Linked DNA regions of Homo sapiens: region 2 is linked to region 1. Evidence: chromatin loops called from intact Hi-C (ENCODE). Cell type or tissue: heart right ventricle. All regions are shown on one strand.

Region 1 (2,500 bases):
TCCTGCTTCTTGTATATTGCTCTGGGGACTCTCGCCGGGGAAGATGGGGCTGATTTCCCACCTAGAGAGGTTGATGGCAGAAGGAAAATGGGGAGGCACTGGGGTTGTGGAGGGCATGGGTATGGCTGAGGAGGGTGCTGGGAACGGCAAGGCGGTCTGGGGGATGGGGAGGGGCAAAGGTGAGAGATCACCTTCCCTATCCTCCACCTTCCCGCAGGGAAGACGAAGCCAGGTGCCAGGGCTGGGGTCGGGACACCCATGTTCTGGGCGGCTTGACCCCAAATCCCAGACCCCGGAAGCTCCAGGCTCGGGATGTGTCCTGAGCACCTGTCCCGGCCCCCTCCTCTCCAGCCTGTCAGGCCAGCCTCCCCAGCCCCCTTCCCTCAACTCTAGGGGCAGCATAGCCCCAGGCCACCCTAGCCCAGCCCCTGCATTGCCGTTTCCCCAGAGGTGGCCCCTCCACCTCTGCTCTGACCTCTCCCCATCTCTCTGCCCCTCCTTTTCTCACAAGTGCCATGAGTTTTCAAACATCTTCGGGTCTCAGCCTGCTGCTGCCATGAACTTTGTTGGGTTAAGGGGGAGGGGCTCTAGGAAGGAACTGGGGGGAAGGGGACAGGTAGGTGGCTGGAGGGACCCTTTTTGCTGCTAGAAAGCCCCTCCCTTCTCCCGGGGAGCTGGGGCTGGCTTGTCCCCATCAATTAGGGGAGAAGGGGTCAGACCAAAGATGGTGGTTTGTCCCGTGTAAGGGAACAGGTGTGGGGAAGAGGTGGGGTTGGGTTCCAACTCTGGCTTTTTCTGGTAGAAAGGCCTAACCCATTACACCAGAAGACCATGGGTGAAGTCTAGATGGGGAGGAGAAGTGAGGCCAGGGACAGTCTTGCCAGACGACTCTGAGGAGGGCAAGGGACAGTTCCATGGCCCTTCCCGGACTGCACTAGGCTGGGAGCTCTGTTGTGTGGAGGGGTGGTCAGAGGTCTGTGAAGAGCGGGCAGGAGGCATGAGCAGGCGAGGAGCTGGCCTGTCCCGGGAAGCAGCCCAGCCTGTGGCTGCCCCCGACACCAGGAGGAGGGCCAGGAGAGTTCCAGGGGGCTGAGGCACACAGAGAGGCCAACTTCCTCCCTGCCCAGCCTTCCTTGTATCTCTCCAGACTCGGACAATCAAAGGGAGAGAGGGTGTATCGGGTCCTGTTCCAGCCGGCATCGCCGGGTGGCTTCCAGGCCTCAGAGCTGTGTGGCAGGGCCCCCTGCTGGGGCTGGACATCACTGCAGTCCAGTGCAAAGCCGCCCCCAGAGCCCAGGTGTCCCCCCAACCTAACCAGACCTGGTGCCTTGACGCCCCCACCCCAGCTGGGACGGTACAGAGAAGGGTCTTGGTTTCCTCTCCTACTCCCTTCCTTAGGCTCCTGAACTCGTTTGCTCCTAAATCTTGTTAATTCTTTTTCTCTGGATTTTGGTTTCTTTTGGCTTTCCCTTGCCTTCCCCTTTCTCTGTCTCCAACACTCTTTCCCCATGTCTTTCTGGCTGTCTCTATGTTCCTCTTCTCTTATCCTCAACTTTCTGTCCATTCGGGCCTCCTCCCCACCTCCCACGCCCCAGCCCCTCCCTCCTTGGTCTCCTTTTCGATATGCCAAACCAATTTTGGGTCGAGTGCATTTAACGAGAACAAAACAAAAGGCTCATAACAACAAGAACGTTTCAGAAAAAAACAAAAAGTTTTAAAAAAATTGTTGAGTCAAAAAGTCAAACAATAAAGAAATTAAGATTTCTTGGAATGACAAGAGTGGTGTGACTTCTTGAGTGGGGGAGTAAGAAATGGGTGAATAGCTGGGCGCGGTGGCTCAGGCCTGTAATCCCAGCATTTTGGGAGGCCGAGGTGGGTGGATCACTTGAGGCCAGGAGTTTGAGACTAGCCTAGTCAACATGGTGAAACCCCATCTCTACTAAAAAGACAAAATTAGCTGGGCGTGGTGGCAAGCACCTGTGGTCCCAGCTACTTGGGAGGCTAAGGCAGGAGAATTGCTTGAACCCGGCTGGGAGGCAGAGGTTGCAGTAAGCCAAGATCGTACCACTGCACTCCAGCCTGGGCTATAGAGTGAAATTCTGTCTCAAAAAAGAAAGAAAGAAATGGTTGAGCAGATCTGCACAGGGGCGTCCCCATGGGCTCTGGTCTGCACTCGAGCATTCAGAACCCCTGGCAGAGGCTTGACAGTTATAGAATCATTCACGTTTATGAGACCTTGGTAAGTTCCTGGGCCTGGTGGAGCATTTCATGTGCAGTTTCTCTGAATCCTCACAAAATCCTCCCAGATGGAGACAGCGATTAGAGTTCCATTTTACAGATGGGGAAACTGAGGCTTACAGCCCTCAGATGCATGCCCAAGTCTCTCTGACCAGGCCACTGTTCCATGCTGTCTCACAGAAGCCCTTCTTGGCCCAGACGTCTGTCCCCAGGCTGTACTAGAGCAGAGCTCAGGAATTTTACACTGTGATGTCTCATTACA
Region 2 (2,500 bases), 330 kb before region 1:
GACCGAAATCCTAGCTGGGTACAGTGGTGCACACCTATAGTCCCAGCTACTTGGGAGGTTGAGATGGGGGGATCACTGGAGCTCAGGAGTTCCAGGCCAGCCTGGGCAACATAATGAGGCTCCCATCTCTAAAAAAAATTATTTTAACTATGTGGGTGTGGTGGCACGTGTCTGTGGTCCCAGCTACTCGGGAGACTGAGACAGGAGGATCACTTGAGCCCAGGAGTTGGAGACCAGCCTGTGCAACATAGTGAGACCCCATATCTCCACAAAAAATACAAAAATTAGCCAGGCATGGTGGCGAGCACCTGTAGTTCCAGCTACTTGGGAGGCTGAGGTGGGAGGATTGCCGGAATCTGGGAGGTTGTGGCTGCAGTGACTATGATGGCACCACTGCACTCCAGCCTGGGTGACAGAGCAAGACCCTGTCTCAAAAAGAGAAAGGAAAACTAAATCCTAGTCCTAGCAGAGCTGACACGCTAATGTGGGCCCTGCTGTGGCCCTGGCTCAGGCTCAGTGGGTGATGAGTTACTGGGATGGAATCCCCCTAGTCCTCTCCCAGCTCTCTCCCTTCGCCCTCCAGTGGTGATTAGAAAAGGGGGAGGGAGGGGGAAGAGGTTTCAGCGTCTCCCACCCCTGCAGGTGATGTTCTGCACCCTGAACACCCACAAAGTGGACATGGACAAGCTCCTGGGGGGCCAGATCGGGCTGGAGGACTTCATCTTCGCCCACGTGAAGGGGCAGCGCAAGGAGGTGGAGGTGTTCAAGTCGGAGGATGCACTCGGGCTCACCATCACGGACAACGGGGCTGGCTACGCCTTCATCAAGGTGCCTGGGGAGACGGGGCACCCCGGAGGCCTGGGAGTGAGGGTGGGCCATGGGACCCCGGAAACCAGGGCAGAGCCCCAAGGGCTGATGACTCCCCGCCCCCGCAGCGCATCAAGGAGGGCAGCGTGATCGACCACATCCACCTCATCAGCGTGGGCGACATGATCGAGGCCATTAACGGGCAGAGCCTGCTGGGCTGCCGGCACTACGAGGTGGCCCGGCTGCTCAAGGAGCTGCCCCGAGGCCGTACCTTCACGCTGAAGCTCACGGAGCCTCGCAAGGCCTTCGGTGAGGAGCCGCCCCCTGGACCTCCCCAGTGGCGCTGCTCGCATGGGCGCAGGCGGTGGTGCCGGGAGCGGCCAGCAGGTGGCGCCCAAGCCTGGCCTGCCGAAAGGGAAGGGGTTGCAGAAAGGGAAGGGGTTGCAGCTCCTCCCGACCCCAGACGGGGTGCTGGCCCTTGGCCCAGCCTGGGAGAAGGGCGGGGGCGAGGAGGAAGTTGCCCTCACACCTAGCTTCCAGGGGCCATTAGCCCAGCCAAGCGCCCTCAGCCCTGGCCAGCCCCCTATCCCCAACAGGCCAGGCTTGACTGCTCAGTGCCAGCCCCCCCACTTTTCCATCTGGCTTCACTAACTCTCAGGAATGGGCCCCAGGCCCCTGAGGTGGGGGTGGGGGACTAAATCACTTCCCTGGGCAGGTAGGGCTGGTCTGTGGCCCAGCAGCCATACCCCCTTGGCCAAGAGGAGACGGACTCAGGCAGCTGGAGACTCAGGCTGGGGTACACCTGCTTCCTGTCCCCCAGCCCCTGGGAGCAGAAGTGGCCCCTCCAGTCTCCCCTCCAGCATTTCCTATTCCTGGCCCCCAGCTGTTCCCCCTGCTCTGCCCCACATCCATGCCAGGCCTGAGTCAGGATTCCTGCCCTCCTGGGATCACCCCGGCCCCAGCCCCCAGAAACTTGCAGAAGCCTGGAGAAGTTTGGGGTGGTGGTGAAAGCCAGGAAGGACAAGTTCCTGCCCAGAACGTGCTAAAACCAAGCTTCCCCCACACTCACTCCTCTCCTGCCTCCCACAGACATGATCAGCCAGCGTTCAGCGGGTGGCCGCCCTGGCTCTGGCCCACAACTGGGCACTGGCCGAGGGACCCTGCGGCTCCGATCCCGGGGCCCCGCCACGGTGGAGGATCTGGTGAGTGCTCCAGCCGGACCCTATCTCCGGCATCCCTTCCCTTTCTTTTTTTTTTTTTTGAGACAGAGTCTCACTCTTGTCACCCAGGCTGGAGTGCAGTGGTGCAATCTCGGCTCACTGCAACCTCTGCCTCCCAGGTTCAAGCGATACTCCTGCCTCAGCCTCCCAAGTAGCTGGGATTACAGGTGCCCACCACCATGCCCAGCTGATTTTTGTATTTTTAGTAGAGATGGGGTTTCACCATGTTGGCCAGGCCAGGAGTTGGTCTCGAACTCCTGACATCAGGTGATCCAGCCTCCTTGGCCTCCCAAAGTGCTGGGATTATAGGCATGAGCCACCGCGCCCAGCCCTCCCTTCCTTTTCATAACCGGCAGCATTACCTGTTAGCTGAGGGGACTCTGGGCAGACAGCCTGGATTCTAGTCCACTTCTGCCACTTCCCAGCTCCCAGGGACCTTCCTTGGGCACATGGGCCGCAGTTTGCCCATCAGT

The links. Hi-C counts contacts between places; a loop is a spot of excess contacts. Peaks named below come from ENCODE experiments on the same cell type or tissue, not always from the same donor. Only the 100,000 strongest peaks of a DNase experiment are listed, where the experiment ranks them.
Region 2: a loop joins it to region 1, with 2.3 times the contacts of the local background. A loop is called at or near these places in 52 of 110 quality-filtered maps.

What each region holds. Positions count from the first base shown.
Region 1 is chr19:14,147,014-14,149,513 of GRCh38, reverse strand. It overlaps ADGRL1 (adhesion G protein-coupled receptor L1), which reads left to right. Exons shown (of 23, transcript NM_014921.5): 23 at 1-1,771. The region is part of intron 1 of ADGRL1-AS1 (ADGRL1 antisense RNA 1); the gene reads right to left. Among named protein-coding and RNA genes, the nearest start is that of ADGRL1-AS1, 11 kb to the right of the region's middle. RefSeq lists an enhancer at 893-1,636. In heart right ventricle, CTCF peaks have their summits at 1,039 and 1,238 (motif pointing left); a DNase peak (open chromatin) is centred at 1,213; H3K4me3 peaks cover 330 bases; H3K27ac peaks cover 1,603 bases.
Region 2 is chr19:14,478,921-14,481,420 of GRCh38, reverse strand. It overlaps GIPC1 (GIPC PDZ domain containing family member 1), which reads left to right. Exons shown (of 9, transcript NM_005716.4): 5 at 643-828; 6 at 936-1,116; 7 at 1,897-2,009. Among named protein-coding and RNA genes, the nearest start is that of PTGER1, 4.8 kb to the right of the region's middle. RefSeq lists an enhancer at 879-1,473. In heart right ventricle, CTCF peaks have their summits at 985 and 1,184 (motif pointing right); no DNase peak of the experiment used is centred here.